Linked DNA regions of Mus musculus: regions 2 and 3 are each linked to region 1. Evidence: chromatin loops called from intact Hi-C (ENCODE). Cell type or tissue: gastrocnemius. All regions are shown on one strand.

Region 1 (8,000 bases):
ACAGACATGCTGCTGGAGCAGTGGTTGAGAGCTTTATATCCTGATCTGTAGGCATCAGGCAGAGAGTGGTAGCAGGGGGACAGGGGACACAGAGAGACTAACCTGGTGTGAGCTTTTGAAATCTCAAAGCCCACTCCCAGGGACACACCTCCTCCAACAAGGCCACACCTGCCAATTCTTACCAAACAGTTCCACTAAGAGGGGAACTTAGCATTCAAACATATGAGCCTATGCAAGCCATTCCCATTCAAACTCCCAGGAGCAATGATTCTTCACAGCAGGAGAGATTGCTTCGATTCCCTTTCACCTACTTGTTTTTGCAATCCGTGAAATCCTCTTCCCCATCCTTCTCCTTGTTTTTCCATCTCTTCCATTCTCCCACCACACTGAGAGCTTCAGATACCCAGCCTGCAGTTGCTTTCAGTGCAAATATGATGTGTGTTGGCTGGTGTGATGCACAGCAGACCTCTGGGAAGTGTCACTTATGTACTTTTCTTCCCTCACAGTCCTCATGCCCTCAGGCTTATCCCTCATCCTTTTCCCAATACATTATCCACACCTCTACAGACTCTCTCCTCTCAGAACACAAAACACAGTTTCATGAGGAAGCCTGTTCTAGCGGGCTTGGAATTCACTATTATTGGATTCTGCAACAACCTTTCAAAATGCTTAAAACTCTGCCTATACATATTAACGCTGGTCCCAAAGAGATCGGTACGTGACACTTCCATTAAACTGTACTTTTGAGTGGGGAAGCACAGGATACAACAATAAAGTAGTGGCTTCTAGGGACTGCACTCTATTGAAACATCAAAATGGAAACTGATTTCCTATCCCTTAAGTAATTCCCCGATTGAAAGCCATAGAGCATTACAGATGGGCGTTTCCAGACCAAAGGCATTTCTCCAAACCACAGTTCTCTTCCAGCCCCATCAGGAGAAGAACACAAACATATGCCTGGTGGGCAGCCTGCCCCAGGAGGAGCCCCACCACTTCACATTTTCCCTAACAACACAGAAAACAAGTATTCAACAGAGAAAGTGGATCCACGGAGGAAGGGCGCAGCACCAGACATCTCTAATTACTTACAGCTCAGAGGGAAACTCAAGACCATCATCTTAAAGCCCAGTGCTGAAGGCAGCAAGTCACCACAGAGAAGAAACATCAAACCAGCACATTGTCTTTGCAGGACAGGGTAATGCTTATCACTTTCGCTGGGTTCGCTGATAAGAGCGATACACGCAACCACTTTGCTTCAAGTCTAATAGTAGCGTATTATTTTTCTTTCCCCAAAGATAATCCTGGCAATAAAATAATGGGATGAGTGACTAATGACAGCTTGAATCTTATCTCAATAGGTCTCACAATTACCTTAGCAATGGAGAACTCTTGCAATCTATGGTCTATATTCTGGAACAGCCTTGGACATTTTTCATTCATTCAAAGGTCTCTTTATCTCCCTAAGAAAAGTACCCAGAAAACTGTCATTGCCCTGTTAGTGTTTCCATTGTACCAAACACTGGCCTCTTGTTCTCATATCGTCCCATGAACATTCTTCTGTGTATGTCTGTGTCACCTGCTGGATCACAAGTCTTCTGAGGATTTGAAGTGAATTTTATTCTCAATTCTCAGAGTCTCAAACACACAGGAAACAAATGTCTGTTCAGTACATGTTTGTCGAGAGTGGGGCTTTATTAATTAGATGTCCTTGTTTCAACTGTGGCACTTTACAAATAATTCATTTGTTTTCATCTCCATCCAGGAAGTTAATGATAGAGCCTCCTTCGCAGGGTTGTTGAGCGTGTTCTTAATGTTCAGTGTGCACTCACTGTTGCTATGGCCATTGTTGCTAGGCAGCACTGAGACATCATCACTCACAATGCTGGAAGAAGTGCTACCTGAGATCAGAGTCCTTTGTAAACAGAGCCTCTGAGAGAAAAGAACTCAGCCAGATCTATGTCATGGGGCATACAGTCAAGAGAATGATATCTCGGGGCTCTGTTATCCAGGAGTGAAGCTTGCACTGTGTGTGTTTTTGTATTTTAGGGTTTTGACTTTATTTAAGCTTCTTATGTGGGACAGAGAAGTTATTCTTATCATTGTCATTCGTCAAGAGGAGGAAAATGAGACAGAGGTTAAATGGCCAAAGATAATGTTCTCGTAGGTGAGTCACTGGCCACAGATGCCCTGAGTTTGCTTCAAGTTGTAACAGAACAAACAAACCACAGGACTGTCATTAAATGTTTCCTAGAGGCCTGGGTTAGACCCAATCAGGCTCTTTCCTGTTCCTGTGCCCACCTGCCCTCAGTCCACCACAACATCTATTCTATTTTCCCTTCCCAGGGAGATCCGTGCATCCCCTCCTGAGCCCTCCTTGTTATTTAGCCTTTCTGTGTGTGTGTGTGTGTGTGTGTGTGTGTGTGTGTGTGTGTGTGTGTGTATTAGTTATTTTAGCTTGGTGTTTTTGTGGGACTCCTAACAGAGGGAGCAGGGGTTGTTTATGATGCTTTTGCTGCCTTTAGAACCCCGTCCTCCTACTGCATTGCCCTGTCCAGTCTTATTATAAAGAGAGTTGCCTAGTCATATTATAACTTAATATGCCATGTTTGGTTGATATCCCTGGGAGGACTGCGCCATTCTGAAAGGTAATGGAGGAGGAGTGGATGAGAAGGAAAGAGGTGGCAGGGCAGGGGGCTGAGAGGAGAGGAGTGAGGGGACATTGTGGTTGGGATGTTATATATGAGAGAATAAATTAATAAAACAAAGTTTCCTGGGGTAGCACCCAATTCAGCCTGTGTTACTGCTGAGGGGCCAGGAACAGTGACTCACCAAACCATGTGCTTGTTAGGGTTTCCTCCAGCCACCAGCAGACGTGCTGGAATTACTTCTGTGAGGTACAGAATACAATTTCTTTTTAAAAAGACTATAAGCCAAACCATTATTAGATATTATACAGCCATAATAAAATACCAATGCATAAAATCTCCCCTAGCAGTTTCCATCAAAATTGTACTACATCCAGCTACAAAACAGAAGTGAGGGGGCCTCAATATATTATAGCCCACCGTTAGTCACAGATCATTTATTAAGTAGACAAAAAAATACCCAGGCGTTTTTAACTTTCATCAGAGTTGTGTGAGGGGAAACTGCTTGTGGCCCCAGACAAGGAGAAAGTACCCAGCCTCAATGCCAGTCCTGCCAAAGCTGACTATCTGGGAAGCTGCATTTTCTATTAGACAACCAGCAATGTCTGGAGACTTTCTTTCAGCTTACCCTGGACCCAAACCAAAGTGATCAATATTTCCATGTCAGAAGCTTAGCCCTGTGGTGGTGACCTCCATCTTGCTTCACAATATATTGGCAAAGTCAGGTTGGCCGGAAAATAGGCAGGTCAAGGGTGCCGAAAAGTAATGGTTTCGCTTTTAAAATCCTGAGCTAATGGCTAATTTAATATCCTGAGCTGAGCTACTTGTAATGCCTGTACCTCCTCCCTGGAGGTGGCACAGGACCAATAGCTAATGATTCCTTAGCTATCTTTTATTTAGTAATGACAACAGCAGCAATCATGGCTGGACATTTGCTAACTGCCTGATATGAATCACGTCAGCTTTGTGCTGTTATCCCAGGGCTGTGACCTCTCTTGGCTGGAGAAGCGCCTCAATTGATAGGAAGCAGGAAGCAGCGCCACCTGGCGGACTCTGTCTGAAGTGTGTAAGAGAATCAACTCACAGAAGTCTCACTTCAGTGTGTGCAAGGGACCTGAGTCGTCTTTCAGGCCTGCGCAGTTCTCTGATGGCTCCTGCCTGTTAGGTCTCAGAGAAACTCAGGACAAAAGGCTAACTGAAATGCCTATTTAGCTCGCAAAAGCGGATGCTAGTGGCCAGGCTCTCTCAGCATCTCTCAGTACCACCCCCTACCTCCCGCCCCAAACCTCTCCAGCCTCTGAGCATCATTGTTCTTGTTTCTATATAACCCACCCATTTTGACCTCTGGCTTTCTTGGTTACCCTTTGGACTCTTGGCCTCTTGGTTCTTCTTCTTCTCCTGGTCCCCTCTCTTGTCTCTCTCTCTCTCTCTCTTTCTTCTTCTTCTTCTTCTTCTTCTTCTTCTTCTTCTTCTTCTTCTTCTTCTTCTTCTTCTTCTTCTTCTTCTTCTTCTTCTTCCTCTCTTCTCTCCCTCCCATCTCTCCTCTCTGCTGGCCATGTTCCGTCCATCCGTACTCGTCCAGATGCCTCTGGCTCTTCTCTCCCTCCTATCTACAATAAAAACCTTCTCTCAACCATACCTAGAAGGGACCATGCCCGTGTTTTCATTCACTGCCCTCAAGGGATCTGCAAAAACAAACAAATTATAACGTTCTACTTCATGAATGCTCACATTTAGAGACTGCTCCCCGCGCGCCCAGATAGAATTAGATGTTCCGTTTTTCTCAAGGGGCAGGGGTATCCTTTAAGGAAAGACTTTTGGTCCCGGGCCTAATGTTGGGAACACTGCGTTACTTGGCAGCTTTGGTTGCCAGTGAAGAAGGCCAGTGCCAAGAAGAGCCGCTAAGACAGAGTTTAGTGACTTTCTCAGGCTTAGCCTTTCAGGTGGGTTTTGGCCTGGCAGAGAGACAAATTTTTTTAGCTGGGTCCTGGATCCCAGTAGGAAAGGCATTATTTATTGCTACTAAATAAGAGACTTTCCATACTAAGACTTTCTGCTTGAGTTAGTGGGTAGTCACTTCCAGCCGCCTGTCCTGGGTGAACATTGATGCCTACCCTTGTGCACGGAATTGCTAGAATAGTCCTCTGCCCAGGTTTGGAGACAGCCTGCTGTGGACAAAGCTGTTTCAGACCCAGGATTCAGGACTGAAGCGTTCACCAGGACGGAAGAGGCTCAGGCAGAGAAAGCCCGAAAGCCCGAAGCTGAACTGGCTTCTCAGACTTTTCTGAAGAGCTTTTGCGACTTTGGGGCCCACAGCTTTGCCACGTCTGCAAGAGACAGCGGCGAGATGCCGCCCCCAAGCGGCTTCATAGAGTCATGACTCAGATTCCTTTTATAACCTACCGCATCCCTGATGCATGATTCCCTGAAGACAAGTGGAGCTTCCTAACACACATACACACACACACACACACACACACACACACACACACACACGCCGTAACATGTAGGTAACAGCAGGAATCTAGCAGCGTCAAGTAGTTTATGGTTGTTTTAAAATCAGGAGTGAGGAAATTAATAATAAATAATTTCTCTAATGCCTGTCTAACCAAACTAGTCTAGAAAGGCAAAGTTGCTTATTCATAAGAAAAAAAACTGTTTCTTTTAACTTTAAAAGTAGAGAGAGCCTGGAATGGTGACCCACACCTTTAATCTCAGCACGTGAGAGGCAGAGCCAGGAGGATTTCTGAGTTTAAGGCCAGCTTGAGCTCCATAACAAGTTCCAGGTCAGTTAGGGATACACTGAAAACGTGTCCATAGAGAGGGGACGAGAGCCTGGGAGATACGTGGGTGAGACTGTTGCCACACAAGCTTAAGGGCACCAGGTCAGACTCCCAAAGCCTACACAAATGTCAGGTAGATGTGATGGCCCATCTGTAATTCCAGTGCTTAGAAGGCAGAGAAAGGAGTTCTCCAGCTAGCTAGACTGGCTGAATCAGGGGACTCTGTGTTCAAGTACAGGACCATACCTGAATATCTAAGATGGGAAGGAATGAGGCAGACACTGGACATCAAACTCTGGCCTCCACATGCACAGGGGCACTCACGCAATCAGCACAGACACCTGCATCAGCACCCACACACATAGTAATGCACACTGTGCACACATACACAGAAGACCAAGTTCATGTGTTCACAAATACAAAATTCTTGGCAGCCTTCATGTGAGAAACGCTTGATTTGAAAACAACCATTCCTTCCTGGAGAAAAGGACTCGTTTGCTACTTCAACCTTCTTTGCCTACTCCTTTATTTGCATTTTACTTTGTGTTGCTCCTGCCTTAAGCTTTGTTTGAAGTGAATCAAATCACATACACTTTTTTACAGATGCTCCAACACATTTTGAGAGAAGCCTGGCCTGTATATATCTACTGCCTGTTTCCCGTGCATTTTTAAAAAGTGATTTTCACACTTCTGCTTGAAATGACTAACAGCAAAATATATTAACCTTTTTTGTCTTCTGAAAATATTTATATTTTAAGTCTTGCTGTCTCTTCCCTCTTTTCAAGTCCTCTTTAAGGAACAGAGGTAAGTATATTCTTGGGGCAGGGCAGTGCCTACCTGAAATCCCAAATCCAGAAGTTCAGGGTCTCTTTGACTACGTAGGAACTTAAAGCATCTTGGGCTATGTGAGACCCTGCCTAAGAAGCAAAGAATTCACCTAGATTATTTTTACTGACTGGTTATTTTCTCTCCAGCTGTGCGTGCGTGGCCCTAGCGATTCCAGGCGCTGACTCAGCATGTTCAAGCATCTGCTCCTCTGGTGCATTGCCAGGCTGTAGGCTCAGGCAACTTCTGGACTTAAAAAAACAAAACAAAAAACAAACAAACAAACAAAAAACCTTTCCATTCCAAGTGGAAGTCTAAAACAGCTTGTTAAAAGAGGTGTTTAAAGATAGAAGGAGCCAGGCGGTAGTGGTGCATGCCTTTAATCTCAGCACTCTGGAGGCCGAAGCAGGGAGATCTCTGTGAGTTTGAGGCCAAGCTGGTCTACAGAGTGAGTTCCAGGACATTCAAGGCTACGTAGAGAAACCAAGTCTCAAAAAAACACCAAAAGAAAATAAATGAAAGTAAGGAAAGAAAGGGATTATAGTTCCAACAGGATGACTTGCCACGCCTTCTCTATCGGGACCCTCCAGGAACACCAGATGCGCCATGAAGGTGATTACGTGGGATCTTGTGGCCCATGCTCAGGAGAGATGTGGGTAACACTGCTCTCAAGTACTCCACTGTTATCTACTGGGCCCAAGCAGCCCAGAGAGCCACCCCTGCTGCCAGGGCCAGGGACCTCATATTTGCCACTTTGTGTCTTTTGTGGATTTTTAGTTTCCTTACAGTGCTGAAGATCAAGGCCAGGGTGTAATGTCAGGGGTCTACCAGGCCTGTTTCTCTCCTTAAATACCCTCTTTACATGCTTTCATGCGGCTTCAGGTAACTCTGCATCCTGGTTTCTCCCACACTTGGGCAGCTGCCACTTCTTCTTAGGCTGGCTCTTTTTCTCATGCCCAAATTCTGAGTACCATTCAAAAACCCATAATGTGGAAAAGAGAGCTGAGTTCTCTGACCTTCACATAAGTATAGGCTGTAGTTTGCACATGCAGACACACACACACTAGAATACACACCCTCACATACACACCCTCACACACACACACACATACCACACACATACACGAATACACACACATATTCATACACACACTTGATATTTAAAAAGTATAAATGTTCTAGGGCCATAGCTTATACACAGTGGTACAGTGTTTGCCTAGCATGTGTAAGGCAAAACAAAAGAAACAAACATCTATCACAAGTGACCAGTGTGCAGCATCCTTGTAGTCTACTCAGAATCACAGTCTTATCTTCTCCAGGACCACCCCTTTAAAGGTGCCAGCCCCCACATGCTGTGTAGAATTCACATCAGGACCATAACAGTTCCCTAACTACAGTCTGCAGAACCCTCCAGTCATAACGGTGAACTCTCGACCCCAACGATGTGCCGCGGATATGAAGAAAGGCAGGCACGGAGGAAGTTGTTAAGACATAAGGACTACACTCTATCAGGGGACATTGCGGGATGCTGGAGTCAAGACAAACCAACAACACAACCTGAGCATGCCAGGTAAACACTTCACGTGGATTTGTATTGAAGACTCCAAGATGAAGCTAATTAGGACCTCCCCAGACCTACCAGGGAAGGACACATATGGGGACAAATCTGAAGTGAGATAAAATCTTAAGCATGGACCCCTTTCCCGGGAAAGATACTCCTTGTAAGAAAATAGGGGACATGGGTTTA
Region 2 (8,000 bases), 290 kb before region 1:
GAAGAATATCTTGATACCTGAATGTTATCTGTGGGAGGCCTCCCCTTTTCTAAGGAGAAGGGGAGGAAAGGTGGATGGGGGGGGGGTGAGACGGAGTGACTGGGAGGAGAGGAGGGAGGGGAAGCTGTGATCATCGGAATGTAAAGTAAATAAATAACTTAATTAACTAAAAAATAAAAATCTGTGTTCAGATTGAAAGACTCTGGGGACTTTTGAAGTTTTGTTTTATAATGTGGCTATAAGCCAACAGGAGTGTGGAATATGGTTGTTTGAATGAGAGTAGCCTTCATAGGCTCTGATACTGAAATGTTGGTGTGAGGAGCGGGTGCGGCCGCCGTCCCAAGACGGTGTCCGGGATGGCTGTCAGGTCTCATGACCTGTGCCTGACTTCCTTATTATCTCAGACTTAGCCACATCCCAGCCGCCTGCACTGCGCAGATGCCATGCCTCGTCAGCTCGCCTGAGGTGTCGTCACTTGCTGTGAGCCTATGGACTGCCTTTATGTGACTGGGGTGATTGGGAGGCGTCAGTAGGGCATTTAAGGCGTGTTCGAGGTGGTGGGGGGGATGTTGGGGGGGGGGGGATTCCTGTTCCTGCATTGCAATGCTAAGTGTTCCTGAATAAACCTGCTTGTAGAAGAACAACGTGGTGTTGCGTCTTTCCTGCTGGTCGGGGTGGATGCGACATGTTGGTACCCAGTAGAATTATATTGGAAGGATTAGGAGATAGAGCACCATCAAAAGAGGCATGTGGCTGGGCGGTGGTGGCGCACGCCTTTAATCCCAGGACTTGGGAGGCAGAGGCAGGCAGATTTCTGAGTTCGAGGCCAGCCTGGTCTACAGAGTGAGTTCCAGGTCATCCAGGGCTACACAGAGAACGCCCCGCCCCCCCCCCCCAAAAAAAAAAAGAGGTATGGGACTGTTAACTCTCTTTCTGCCTCATGGTTGTGTTTCAAGATGTAGTACGCTCTCAGTTGCTCCAGGAGCAAGCCTGTCTTTCTGCTGCCACACTCCCTTCCTGGACTCACCCGGTGAAACTATAAATCCTTTATAGCTTTCTTCTATTAGTTGTCTTTGTCACTGTGTCTCTTTATAGCGATAGAAAAGTAACAAAGACAAGATGAAACCCCGTTCTTATGTACACCATAAAGCTAAATATAGCTAATTTCTAAACATTGCCAAATATTTTTATGGTAACAAGATGATTGATACTCATTGATTCATTTGAAACATTTTTTATAGAATTTCCTATCTGTTAGTGACAACCTTCTATGCTGAAAACAGTGTTGGGTTTATAATAAAATGTGTCTTTAGATGCAAAATTCAGATATCTTGTTTTTCAATAGTGAAAATGTAACTTGAATTTTGAAAAAATTGTGTTCACTGTATTAACCAACAGATTTAGCATCCTGCAAGCACATGACACTTAGTAATTCCGTTGTGGGTAATTTAAACTTTTAACAAAACTTTTAACATCTTGCTCAACTCTTTTTATTTCATTAGATCCTGGCTTAATTTGTTATCAGAAGCTGGTCAGCACTAACTTTCAAGGCTTGCTCCCTGTCTTTAATGACAGCCTCAAGCTAGTGTCCCGTGTGTTTATTACCAGTGTTTCTCAGAACCTGGTAAGAAAACCAATCCGTGGCTCAGACTCATTGTGACACTTAGATTAGCTTTTGACAAAACGAAATTCCGCCTCATAAAGAGCAAATCCGTGATTGTTCCTAGACACCGCAATAAGGGAAGGTTTTTAACTAATTCAGTGTCGCTGAATGGGCTGTAGTTACCCACGCGTCTGAATCACTGTAGAGTTTGGTAAATGGCAGCTCCCTGAGCAGGGCCGAGGAGAGTAAGTTAACAGGAATGGATTTTCATGAGGGTTTCTAAGGCAATGGTCCTATCAGATTTCCATTAAGTTACAAATTAGCCATCTGAGCATATGGGCAAACTACTGTGGTCACAGGGTACCATGGTGACGAAGTGGGACGGAAGCAGGAGTCACTGAAGAAAGAAACTTTCCTTTTCCACTGTAGCCACTGCTGAAACAACAACAACAACAACAACAACAAAAACAACAACAATCCAGACAGAGGCCGATTCCTCAGGCTCAAGCCTGTCGACCGACTCTTCCTAAGGAAGCTTAGACAATTCGCTTGCTGTAAGAAATTGTGAGACAGGAGGACAAAGGCTACAAATCTCCTCCATCACAGACCTCAAGCCCTTTGGACTCCCTCCTCACGTGGAGAAATGCTTCCCTACTCTCTAAAGCTGGAGCAGCGTTCCTTTATCACGTGAATGCCGAGTGCCCGAGCAACATCCTGTCCTAAGTCCGCAGAGGCTTCCAAGCTTCAGTTTTTGCTTGTCACACAACAACTCTGTGTGAAGAAGCCTGGGCTACCCCGATACAGGAAAATGTTAGGACGGAGATGGCCTGCCTCTTCCTGAGACCTCATACAGTGAGTCCCCTGGCAGTTCACCAGCTTAACCTAGACTCACCGGTGACTCCGGTGAATCTAGCCTAAGAACCCCTCGAGTGTATCAATCCCAGAGCGATGCCTCTGGATTGTGGGATTGTGAACAATGATTTCCTTGGTTACTCCTCTTGTGACTGCTTTATTATGTAGAATAGACAACTGATGCGGGCCTCTGCTTCTCACCTGTAAAATGAGAATTCTTGGTACTAGGTCAGTCTAGTGTTAAGACTGGGTATTCATTTCAGTGGGGGCTCTTTCAACCTCCCTGCAGGGCACAGCGAGGCCTGGTACTCAGCTCTGCTGGATGCAAGCAGAACAGGGTCGGCACCATGCGGAAGTGTTTCACAGCGCCTGGCGGGGCGAGGTGGGGAGTGGGGCAACGTGAAGTGCCCCCAGCAGTATGAATTAGACAACATGGCTATTTAAAGGGAGGTTCAGAGCAAGGGACAGCAAGTTGGACTCATGGGGTTGTCTTAAATCCCAGGTGAGAATGAGGCCTGGCAGCATCTCTGTGTGAGAAGGAAATGTGACAGAACTGTGCTACAAAGCTGGGTGGCCTGGAAACACTCTGGAGCCTTGCAATTAACCGCAACTCTGGAGCAGCTATAGCAGTGTCCTCTCCGGCCTCTTCTAGGGCTACGTCACCGCTTTGGCAATAAATAAAACCAGTACTATCTTCTTTCTGCCTGCTAAGCACAAGTGATCAGTTTGAACCCTTATAGTTTAAGAACAGAAATGATTTTTCATGTCGCTTGTTCAATATCTAATACAAATAGGCTACAAGTTTATATGACTGGCACCATTTTGAATAAATTCTTGTTGTATATATTTGAGATACTAAGTGCACTTTTTTTTAATAGCATTTAATCAGAGTTACTTGACACAAGCTTATTCTACACACAAGCAAACACATTCAGAACACTACCACTCAATCTATGAACAACAACTGCACCTGCAGAGGGCCCTAAGTTTCCAGCCCCTTTGCTCATAGAATCGGTCATTCTCACAGTAACCCTGTGGCAGGTTGATGTGTTCTGTCAGGCTTACAAACGAAGACATCACAGCGAGTGTTTTAGTGATTGCTTTGACATCAACTGCTAGCCTCTGCTTCCTTATACCACTCAGAGAGTTTTTATATGCATTGTAATTCCACTGGGGAAAAAATGTCTTTAAAATAATGTTGCTGTCTTTTTGTGCAGTATTAGAAGAGATTTCCGAGTAATACTTTATGGGCAAAAATATGTACATAGTGCTTACTTCATTCTGAAGCCAAATCGGAATCCATAAGGACCGATGTGCATTGGTTCTTTTATATCTAACTTTGATTAATTTTCTCACTTGACAGTTTCATATATATATATATATATATATATATATATAAAATAATCATGGCTATTTTCACCCATCCCCCTCCTATCTCCCTTCTAACTCTGTCCACACCCTCCCTCCACCTGCCTCTTTACCCCTCATAAGTCCCTTTCTCATATTCATGTCTTTGCATTTTGTTTTATGACCCACTGGGTTTGGCCAGAGCTGTGGTGCTCAAACCCAGAACCTGGGTTTTGAACTATTCCTTGGAGCCTAGCAGGCTCACCTGTGAACACACAAGTGAAGACAACGGCTGCTTTTCCCCTAGAATCCACCAGTAGTCAGCATTTCATCAGGATGGGATGAGGTCCCATGAGTCTTTTTCCAGCCTTGACTGATGCCAGGCCCAGCCAATGGAAGCAACGGCAGATGCCGTGACATTATTGCTTATAGCCATGCCTTGCCTAAAATGGAGCATCTCACAGTCCCCTTCCCTATCTATCTTCCAGCTCTTACATCCTTTTTGTCTCCTTGGCGATGTTCCCTGAACCTTAGAAGGGGAGGTATAGTTGCTATTGAGAGTTGACACTAATTGTCACTTCCTCTCAGCACCCTAAGCAGCCATGAGCCTCTGCATTCACTACAGACCATTTATCACAAAGGGAAGCTTTTTTGGGCAGGGCAGGGAATAGCATCGGTCTATGGGTATAAACATAAAACACTCATTTTTTTTTTTAAGCCTCTGATCTTGTAATAGTTTCTGTGGTGCCATCTGCCACCAGATGGCAGCATCAGATATTATTTTTAAGCTGTTCTGGTCTTCTGATGATAGCATGCAATATGATACACAACCCAGCTAATATTAAAGCCTCAATGTACACAGTAACGCACCGCATAGGCTCGTCTCTCCCAGGAGGTGAGAACAAGCTGTCTTTTAAGATTTCTGTGATCCGTACTGGCTCACTGCCTAACGAATGCTTTTCGTTTTTGTTTCACAAAATCAAATAAAAACAGTAAGCATTTCCCTAGCTGTTGCAGGATTAATCATTAGGAGCCCATCACTCTCAGATATAAAGGGAAACAAATACAACATCTGCTGAACCTTCCTCGATGCCACAGGCTAGGAGAAAGTTCTCCAGTTTTGCTCTCAGACCTATCTGGGATTCCTCAGCAGCAGAAGAAAACAATTGGGGAACTGGCAATATAGGAGTTGGTCTGCCATAAAGTGTAAGCTTGAAGGCAGACAATGGTTCTGCTTTCATGATCTACAGAAACAGCTGACACACCCCATGGAGGATATAGTGGTGGTGCAGACACTATTGAAGCTGATGTGGGATTTGTGGTTTTTTCCACAGTTCCTGTGTCTTTTCAGATCAGCCAGCCCAGGAAAGGTGGACATAGAACAGCTTCATAATGCTGGTTAGGCTCAACCTCAAAGCCTCATGCAGGGACTGACTGACCAAGTTACAGGGGAGGATGTCAAAGAATTCAAAGGCAAAAGATATGTGTCACTGGGCTTGCTGACTATTGGATGGACTCAGGCCTACAGTCACATATAGCCAACTCTATGATGTATGCCTTCTTCGGAACTCCTGGCCTGGGGCCAAACATTCTGGAGGAGCTTGGTGGCTAACAGGATCACAGCTGTCATTGTCGAAGCTCTGAGCTTGCTGGCTAAACTTTCATACCTGTAACCAGCAAGGAATCAGTGAGCACATATGCATGAACCCCTGAGAATCCACACACACTCAGGGAGTTTATTATGTAGACAACGCAGAACAGATGAGCTCCTCATGCCTCCAGTCCCACGGAAAGAAAGACATTCAACCTGAATGTCAATTATGACTAACAGCAGATGCAATGGCTCACTCTGCTAGGGTGGGGACAAACTGCAAAGGAGCTCTCAGACGGTGCAGCCCGTGGCTAGGCGGGAAACCCTGAGCTCAGCTGGAACGAAACACGGGAGATGGATGAGAAATAAGTATCGTGCAGTGTGTGTTGCTCTATGAGATATGTGCAAGCATCCCTCCAAGAATCAGCTCAGATGGTGGTAAAGTCCTGCCTGCGTGGCCTCATGGGAAACATGCAAGGGTACCGGGGAACCGTGTGAACCTCATCCTGAATTTCCCCAGAGTGAATCTACTCTCTGTAAGCTTTTCAAGTGGGAATGACCCTGACCCACCTCCATCACAGGGCCTGGGGAAGGCTTGAGCAGAGGATCCCACAGCCTTGTTCACAATAACTGTTTCCTGTACGAGTGAGTCTCATCTGCCTAGGACACTTTCAGAAATTTCCAGATAAGCCAAGAAGTATCCTTCTTAATCCTCTGAGGTGAAGATCAATTTTTAATACAGATATCCTTTTCTGTCCTTATTCTCATTGCCCTACAGAGAGAAGATCTTCTACAGAAACTCCTGTGGCTGCTAATTCCCTCTTCACTTTCTATGAAAATTTAGGGATTTCCCTTGACTTGCAGTAACAGAATAGGCACTAGGTTTTCTTCTCTCTCTCAAAATGTGCACAAAGCTAATTAAAAAAAAAAAAACATTCAGATTAGTCCTGTGGCACAATTTCTGAGTTTTCTTCCAAATAACTGTTTCTGTAGCTCTCACTTTTTGAAGACTCGTTTATTTATTTTGTGTAATTGAGAACACTGTAGCTGTCTTCAGATACACCAGAAGAGGGCATTGGATCCTATTACAGATAGTTGTGAGCCACTATGTGGTTGCTGGGAATTGAACTCAGAACCTCTGGAAGAGCAGCCAGTGCTCTTAACCACTGAGCCACATCTCCAGCCCCTGTGCTGTATATCTCTTGAATATTTTTCTTTAAAAGCCTGTACTTCTCCTTCCTCTCCCACAAGACTATTACTAGCTGTCATGGCTACCATTAATAGATTTTTGAAACCCATCCCATGGGACTCTTAATTTCACAATCAATTTGCCCATATTGAAATTTCTATAATAAAATAAAGCTCCATGTAAGCCCTCTGATCTGAACTGGTCCCATAAATTAATATCTTTTCAATAAAATAAAGTTCAACAACTTCCTTTAGCCTTTCTCTCCATTTACCAGTTTGTAATCTCTAAGAATTCGCCAACTGTTCAAATGTTCAAAGCAGCATGCAAAGCACTTCTTCTTCTTCTTCTTCTTCTTCTTCTTCTTCTTCTTCTTCTTCTTCTTCTTCTTCTTCTTCTTCTTCTTCTTCTTCTTCTTTTGGTCTTCCTCCCCTCTCCAATCCATTCAATGAAATATATTCTTATTTTTTTATATAAAATCATAGGCAAAGTTGTATTTGTTAAAAAGTGATAGGTGTTGTTTTGATAAAGCCCGAGAGTCATACTTCCTGGTTCCTCCACACAGCCAGTCCTTGAAGCTCTGGCAAACAGAACGGAAAACCCCTGTGAGCTGTGCTAACTCATACCTAGAGTTGGAGTTTTCAAGAGAATACTTGTAGTTTTTTGTTTGTATGTTTTGTACTCTAACCTATTTTTTTAATCATATTTATTTATTTATTTACTTCCTTACAAATTTATTTGAAAGACTCCAGAGAGGTCAAGGGCCTCCCTCAGTAACGTTTCAGCGGACTGCTTACAAAGGGACAGCTATCTCGAGTCCTTGTCACACTGTGGCTGCATTTTGCACAACGTTGCACTGCATTTCCTAAGCATTTCTGACTCTTTTTCACATTAAAAAAAAAACATAATAGCTCCACTGGGATTGCATATGTGGAAGGCACTGTGTTTTTAAAAACTCTGTCTTAATCATTTTTTAAATTTTGGCCTTCATAACAAGCTTACTCCCCCACCCCCACCCCCATGCGCGGTCAGCATTGGTCAGCGTTTATACCACACGGTGGGTTTCAACTTTGGCAAGAAATTATAATAATTCCTAACATGCGAAACTTTTGAAAATATGAAACAAGTTATGACACGCAGACCAACAAAACCAGAATGACTTAGTGTGGAACCAAGCATTTGTTATACTCCCCAAGTGCTCCGATCCCCGTGTGTCTTCTCTCTGGTCTAAGGCTTCTTTGAGAACAAAATGATGTGATGGGCTCACAATCAACAGCATCACTGAACACTTGATCTTCATCGCTTCTCTGGCCCAACCCTTTATGCTGGCAACCCCTCCTCAGTAAGCGAAGAACTTAATCCCAAAGCCCTGCTGACACAGGCTCCAGGTTCTCTTGGTCTACCTCCTTCCCGTTCCCTTG
Region 3 (8,000 bases), 54 kb before region 1:
TAAAGGATGCGGAGTTACCGCCCATGTCTGCTTCTCCCTCTGGGTAGCTGAGCCTACTGCACACCTAGCCAGATGGGAGGGAGGGATGCTTAGCCAGGTGTGACCAGTGCAGTGCAGGGTCTCAGTTGGCATAAGTGTGAGGGCAATGAGCCCACCCAGGAACAGCTTCAGAAAACTGATTTGTTTGTTTATTGGGGGGGGGGTGTTTGTCAGGGCAGGGGTGTTGGAAAATGCTTCATCTACATACTCAGGGGCTGTAGGGTATGTGTGTGGTAGGGGAGGAGGGCTTATGAGGTCCAACAAGGACTGAAGTGTTGGCATAATTTTATTGTGTGCAGTGTAAAGATTATCCTCATATTATTTCAAATGCTGATTTCTATGCCCCCACATCTGATTGCAATCTGGACATGGCACTGTAATGATTATTCTAAGACTCTCCTGTCTCAATGTTGTGTAAGCATTGCTCCCCATTTATTCCCTAATTGGTCAATAAAGAGCTGATCAGCCAATGACTGGGCAGAGGTGAGGATAGGGTGGGACTTCTGGTCCCAGCTAGGGGAGAGAGGGAAGGGAGGGAGGGAAAGAGACATGGGGATGGGATTCGCCAGGAGGTCAAGGAGTCACCATGAGAACTCACCTAGGGCAGAGAAAGCCAGATCAATACCAAAATGCAAGTATCTCAGGGATTTTGCTTGTAAGGTTGCCAGATTATTTTAGAAGATTAGAATAGATTAGTAGCTGCTAACTATTGTGCCATAAAACTTATTTAAATAAATCTAATAGTCTCTGTCTTGTGTATTAGGGACCCAGCCTGGATAAAGGGAAAAAAAACTATCACTTTTTAAATTGCTATAACTGATAACTGTCATGGTAATAAATTCTTACTAGGGTTGATGGTGTGGGTGGCAGCTTTATAGTATAGGTTGGGAGAGGGAAAGAAGCTAATTTCTGTGGTCCTCATGTTTGAGGTTTCCAGGGTTGAAGCTTCCCCAACCCTTCCTCTGTAACCCTGGGCCATTACAGCCCCAAGGGTGGAGGGTTTTAGTGGCAAGCTGATGAGCATGAAGTAGGGACCGGGCTAAAAGAGCTGCTGTGACTGGACTCAGAATAGAAAGTAGTGCTCCTGGACCAAGAAGTGGGAGCCAGGGACAGAGGATTCTGTAGGCTAAAAAGGGCCACAGAGGCAAGCTTACGGGACTGGACAGGAGCAATGATTGGCTCCCCAGAACAAAGGATTTTCTGAAGCTTTCTTGGCAAATGTAAGCATATGGGATGATGCTAGGACAGCAAACTGGAAGATAAGGACACAAATCCTCCTTATTATTATTACTTAATTTTTTTATTTAATTTTTTACTTTTATTATTAGCTCCCCAAATTTTCACAGAAATTCTCCCAAATTTGCAGTTCTATATAATTTTAACACCACAAATAAAATAAACTATTTATCTTTTTATGGACTCTGAGTGTGTGTGTGTGCACAAGTGTAAGATTATTTTCAGCTGCCAAGCTCTACCCTCTTGGGAGAAAATCTATTCCTGAGGTTGCACACGTTGCTTGCTGTGTGTAGCTGGAGGGTGCCTAAATATATAACACAGTGGCTTATTCACTTCTCCACGGCTCCAGGGACTGGAATGTTCACAAATCTGAGTGCCGGTGAATTTGAGATCAAGTACAAGTTTGTTTTCTAGCCCATAGATGGCTCCTCTCTGCATCCTCCCATCAAAAAGAAAAGAAGGGGGAGAGGGAGAGCCTGGGTTCCTCTGGCATATTTTATGAGGGCTCAGCTCCTAACTTCATCACTTTGGGGGTAAGGATTTTAACATAAGCATTTTGAGGAATGCAAATGTTCAGAGTACAGCAGTGGCGGGTGTGGGATCACATATTGACATGTGGGACTATAAACTATTTCTAAATTCCTCTGAGCAGCACCATCTGGGAAGGAAGAAGGAGAAGATGGGGCCCAATGCAAGAAAGGCATTTAGAATTGGAAGAAAAATGAGCTCACAACAGTAAGGCCACAGGGCAGGGGGCCACTTGGAAGTGAACTAAAGTGGAGACCGCCTCAGGAGAGATGGGCGGCGGTCTGGATCACAAAGTTCCAAGGAGGCACACTGTGCAATCACAGGAATGCAGGGGTGGTGACTTTTAGTTGGCAGGGAGAAGGCTGATGCTGATGAAGCTGGTGACACAGATTAAGTTAATGCTGAGGCCAAAGGAACACAGGAAGAGAGTTCCATGACACTAGATCTGAGCTGGGCCAAAGGTGAGCAGCAGGACCCAGCTGTCAGGATACCCACCGATCATCTCAGTGAGAGAGAGACCCTGTGATTTAACACTGCCTTCTTTACATGGAGATGCAGTGATTCAGTCACAGGTGGAGCGGTGGGCGTTACCAAAGGCCAGACAAAGGTATGGGAACTGTGAGAGGCTGGCAAAGGAGCTAAGGTGGTGGCCAATCGCCACATCAACTCCTACAATGTTCTACTCAAGACAGTGGTTATGGTGGTTTGAATAGGAACGGCCCCCATACACTCATGTGTTTGAATGCTCGGCCCATAGGAAGTGGCACTATTAGGAGGCGTGGCCTTATAGGAGGAGGTGTGGCCTTGTTAGAGGATGTGTATCACTGTGGGGACTGTCTTTGAGATCTCCTACACTCAAGCTATACCTAGTGTGGAACACAGTCTTCTGTTACTTTCGGATGAAGATGTAGAACTCTCTGCTACTTCTCCAGAATCATGTCTACTTGCATGTGGACATGTTTCCTGCCAGGACGATAATGGACTAAACTTCTAAACTATAAGCCAGCCCCAATGAGATGTTTTCCTTTATCAGAGTTGTCGAGGTCATGGTGCCTCTTCACAGCAACAAAACCATAACTAAGGGAGCAGTTTAAGCGGTAAACCCCACAGTCCACCAAAACGAGAGTACAGACAGATTCTTACATCAAGGATGGTGGTGGAGAAACCAACACAGAGACGGGTCATCAAATGTCTGAGAAGCAAAGCTGGAGGAGAAAGTTGTTGCGGTGGTCATCAAAGGCCATCGCACACAGAGACGAAGCAGTAGGGGACAGACAGCTATCACTCAAGAACTCCCAACAGCATACTGGTGAGGATAATCAAGTGAGGCCCGAGACAGAAGAACCAATTTAAAATGTGGACATTCCACAGTGAGCACAGAGCACTGAAGCCAGGAGCTAATTCTACCCTAAGAGGGAAGAGGGACAGAGGGATAAAAGAGGCAAGCCAAGTGAGAAAAGGTGTCATTTCAAAAAGGGTATTCCATCTCTGGAGAACCAGGACACGCAGTAGGACTGCAGCCACCAAATGTTGGCATCCTGAAGTCCCAGCATGACAAGTGTACAGCATGGTACAAGATAAAAATCCAATCAGAGTATAAAAGCTCCAGGAAAAAATCCCTAGAAGGAAAATTATAGCGGAGCCACAGACTTCCCATGGGCATGGCTATTACAAACATTCAAGAAACAGTTAAGATGACTGTCATGAGGATAGGGACAAGTGTGCAAGGAGGGAAATGAATTAGACACTAGGCTTAGCTACACACAGATTGCTAAAATCCCACCGTAAGTACTCCCCCCAGTGCTAACCGCTGGCCAGCCTAACCTACTTGATGAGTTCCAGGCCAGTGAAAGACCCTGTCTCAAATGACAGTAAAGACTTCAAAGTCGATGACCCCTGAGGGCTGACATATAGCTGAGGTTGTTTTCTGTCCTCTACATGAGTACACACACACACATACACACACACACATGGAGGGCGGGGATAGTTATAAGCTTGGTATAGGTACCCATGCCTCTAATTCCACCACTTAAGAGGTAGAAGCAGAAGGATTGAGAGTTCAAGGTCAGCCTAGAAACAAAGAGGCTGTCTCAAATAAATGAACAAGCAAAAACAAAACCAAAACAAACAACAACAACCAAGCAACTTCTGTGATCCAAATGCAGCAACTCTTTCTAAGAAGAGTGGGATAAATAGGCAGACAGCACTCTCCAAGACAAAACTGAATATCCCACCTGATAAAACAGCACACCTCCAAACCCACAATGGATGAGTTGGGCTTTAAAGTTTAGATCAGGGTATATCTGCTGTCAATGAAGGTTTTATAAGAATAGCCTTCAACAGTGGTAGAGTTTCCAAACGTTCTAATCAGAAGAGCAGTTTGAAGGTGTTAGAAGTAATTCCATGCCAACAGCACCACCTACCGGACACAAAATATACTGCACAGATATTAGGACCCCCAACACCACCACCACCCCCCCCCCACACACACACACACACACACCAGAAAGACACACACATACACACAGGCTTATCACACAGACATACTGCACATATTCACAGAAACACTGACACACCACACAGGCACCCACACCTTTCTCTCAGTTTCTCTGTTTCTTACATTGACACATAGACATACCACACACATTCACAGAAACACACACTGACACACCACACACACACATAGACAGCTCACTCACGCTTTCTCTCTCTCTCTCTCTCTCTCACACACACACACACACACAGAGAGAGAGAGAGGCAGAGAGAGAGAGAGAGAGAGAGAGAGAGAGCAAACATTCACAGAAACACACACTGACATACCGCACCACACACAGAGAGACAAACACAAAGAGACAGCGAAGAAATGAAATATGTGTCCCAGAGACTTTTGAAAATTAAAACTAGGTATAATTTGCAAATCATAACAAGATGACCCTCCTGGTTACATCAGCTAAATTAATAACCAAAGCCATGTGATTGGGAGGCTCCACGTTAGCCTAGAATGCAATAGTTGACAGAGTCACTTTTATGGTAACAGAGAATGATGTTCCTAACAGAAAATGAAGGTGCTTGCTACCCGTGGTGAGTCAGGACAAGGTCTGCCTACCCCCAGATGAGCTGCCCTCACTTAATTATCCTGAAGCCTGTGGACTGGAGACTTCAGACAACAAAAAGACTTCTGCAGATGTGGTCTTGAGATGGAGAGTGTTTGTGAATTAGCCAGTGGGCTCTGGTATAATCATAAAGGTCTTTAAAAAGGAAAGGACGGCAGGAGGATCAGAGAGGGTCAGACTAGATAATAGAAGTAAGTCTCAGCAGCATGGCTAGATGCTTTTACAGTGGAGCAGGGATCAATGCGGGGGAGGGGGGATGGGTGGGAAGGGGTGAAAGGCAAGGGCTGAGGACACTGGATCCCCGGCAACCACCCATAGGCACACAGCCCTGCCAGAGCCAGAACTTCAGCCAAGGGAGTAGATTCTGGGCTTTTGACCTGCAGAAGTGCAAGAAAATAATTTGTGTCATTTTAAGCTGTCAGACTAGTGGTAGATATATCTTTGATATTTGTAAATACACCTGGCTATAGAGAGTAAATCTACCATTTTAGGAAAAACTGAGGCAGTGCAGAATACAGAGGGGTCAAAACAAAGGTCACAGTGTGGTCCCTACGCGGGACAAAAGGAAAAACAGTAGTGACTGCGCAGGAACGGAGCCAGGAAACACGACATGGGGGGGGGGGCGCTCATCTTTCTTCAATTGTGTGTGCTCGCTGCTGCGCTGTTCATCTTCCAGTAAATGACTCCTACCCACAGCCATTCAAACAGCTCTAATCAAATTCACTTTAGAGCGTTGGATCTAATTAATCTAACTGTTTAAAAGAGCCATGAAGTAGGAGAGGCACTTGTTGAAAACGGGGTTCAGTGTGGGTATTATAAAGTTTGATGGGATGAATTTAGCAAAGAATATTTTATATATACATTTAATTAAATATATATGTATATATATATGCTAGTGTACTGAGAACCTCTTGTGTACTGTGGAAACTTCACCTGTCAATAAAAACGCTGTTGGCCTGTTAGCTTAGGCAGAATGTAGAAGGTGGGACATAAAGCAGAGAGAGGATTCTGGGATAGTGGCTTAAGCATTTATTCAGAAGTGATTAGTCTCAGAGTCATTATTTAGTGAACTTGGGCAGGGGCTGGGAGGTTACATGCTAGAGACTTGGACACCAGAGTGTGGTGCTATTGGTAGATGAGGGAACCTCTATGAAGCAGAGCCTAATGGAACCTAGGTCACTGGGGGTGTGCTCTTAAGGAAGATATGGGACTCTGGCCCCTCCCCTCTCCATTCTTGCTTCCTGGTGGCAATAAGGGACCACCTTTCTCTGCCACTCATACTCACTGTAATGCACTGGATCCATGGGTTCAAGAACAATTGCCAATTCACTGTGGAATTAAAGTTCTGAATAAACACAAAACCTTTAAAAACTAGTTGTCTTGGGTACCTGTCACAGTAACACAAAGCCTTCCTCTGGTCCATGTGTGGGTGTTGACAGTGTATACGGAAAACGTCCACCAAGCTGTTTTCCTCTGAGATATTATCGCCTGAAGATTAGTCCCCTACAGGGATGGAGATTAGCCAAACACGTCTTTTTGATACAGATGTATGTCATAAACCCTGCTTCCTAGTTTATCTGTTTGTAATAGCCCCCCTGTCTGTTCAAATCTGTGTAATAGACTCTGAGCCTCTGGGACGCTGCAGTGTCTCCATTAGAGATTCCAGTCCATTCCATCCCAGATTTCTGTTTACCTGTGCGTCTGTCTTCGGATTGTTCCCTTACCATCTCTCAGGTCCTGGAGCTGTGCAGGGCGTGGCATGTGAGGCCTTTATCCGCACCTGCTTCATCTTTGCTTAGTTAAGTAAAACCTGCACTTCACTGTAATATTATTTTACATTGCTGTCATGAGTGATTTTATCCATCATTTCACATGTTTCAAAATAATTTATTTCACCTACTCTGTAAATTATTTTTTTCAAGTCCTTGGCCTTCATTTCTAAGGAGTTATGATTATTTTGCTTTCAATATGAAAGGGTTATACATAGGCAGTTAAAGGTCATAGGAGGAGGGTGTCAATGATTGACCAATTATCTTTACAGGAGTTATTTTTTAAAGGAACTACCTTTTTAATAAATATGCATATGTTACATATACATATATAATATACATACACACACACACATATAAATATATATATACATTTGTGCCTTTAAGTTACAACTATTTTGTTTGTTTGGTTTTTTTCTTTTTGTTTGTTTAGGCTTTTTTTTTTTTTTTCTGTTTTTTCGAGACAGGGTTTCTCTGTGTAGCTCTAGCTGCCCTGTAACTCACTTTGTAGATCAGGCTGGCGTCAAACTCAGAAATCCGCCTGCCTCTGCCTCTGCCTCTGCCTCTCTGCCTCTGCCTCTGCCTCTGCCTCTGCCTCTGCCTCTGCCTCTGCCTCTGCCTCTGCCTCTGCCTCTGCCTCTGCCTCTGCCTCTGCCTCTGCCTCTGCCTCTGCCTCTGCCTCTGCCTCTGCCTCTGCCTCTGCCTCTGCCTCTGCCTCTGCCTCTGCCTCTGCCTCTGCCTCTGCCTCTGCCTCCCAAGTGCTGGGATTAAAGGTGTATGCCACCAATGCCTTGCTACAACTATTTTTTTTAAGATTTATTCTATTTATATGTACACAGTGTAGCTGTCTTCAGACACACCAGAAGAGGGCATCAGATCCCATTACAGATGGTAGTGAGCTACTATGTGGTTGCTGGGAATTGAACTCAGGACCTTTGGAAGAGCAGTCAGTGCTCATAACTGCTGAGCCATCTCTCCAGCCCCAGAGTTACAACTATTTTATAGGTAATTTTCTTTTAAGCTTACTTAAGCTGTATTCCTTAAGCTGTATTCACACATCAGTTTAATAATTGAACATATTAAGACTTATGTCACCATGCTACAGATACCACTTCCTCCAAATCCACTCCACACAGCATTCATTAAAACCTGGACAAGCGTAAGGTGGCGCTGCTTACAACTACTTAGGACCATGGGCATGAACAGAGTCCATCAAGGGCAAATTAGATTGGTGCTCTCCTTGTCTACAGCGAAATAATTTAATGCTTGCCTCCAATGTCTTTTCAGCATCTCTTCACATAGATACAAGCTAATT

The links. A loop is a pair of places that touch in the nucleus more often than their neighbours do. Peaks named below come from ENCODE experiments on the same cell type or tissue, not always from the same donor. Only the 100,000 strongest peaks of a DNase experiment are listed, where the experiment ranks them.
Region 2: a loop joins it to region 1, with 10 times the contacts of the local background. A loop is called at or near these places in 22 of 42 quality-filtered maps.
Region 3: it touches region 1 in a loop (4-fold over the local background); 28 of 42 quality-filtered maps call a loop at or near these places.

Annotation. Positions count from the first base shown.
Region 1 is chr3:36,491,985-36,499,984 of GRCm38, forward strand. It overlaps Gm11548 (predicted gene 11548), which reads right to left. Exons shown (of 4, transcript NR_040590.1): 4 at 7,820-8,000. Among named protein-coding and RNA genes, the nearest start is that of Gm11548, 11 kb to the right of the region's middle. In gastrocnemius, CTCF peaks have their summits at 3,689 (motif pointing left) and 4,998 (motif pointing left); DNase peaks (open chromatin) are centred at 3,688 and 4,988; H3K4me3 peaks cover 658 bases; H3K27ac peaks cover 855 bases.
Region 2 is chr3:36,205,791-36,213,790 of GRCm38, forward strand. All of the region lies in intron 1 of Qrfpr (pyroglutamylated RFamide peptide receptor), which reads right to left. Among named protein-coding and RNA genes, the nearest start is that of Qrfpr, 12 kb to the right of the region's middle. In gastrocnemius, a CTCF peak has its summit at 4,551 (motif pointing right); DNase peaks (open chromatin) are centred at 4,197, 4,572 and 5,385.
Region 3 is chr3:36,438,366-36,446,365 of GRCm38, forward strand. No RefSeq gene overlaps it. Among named protein-coding and RNA genes, the nearest start is that of Mir7009, 33 kb to the right of the region's middle. In gastrocnemius, a CTCF peak has its summit at 4,205 (motif pointing left); a DNase peak (open chromatin) is centred at 4,240.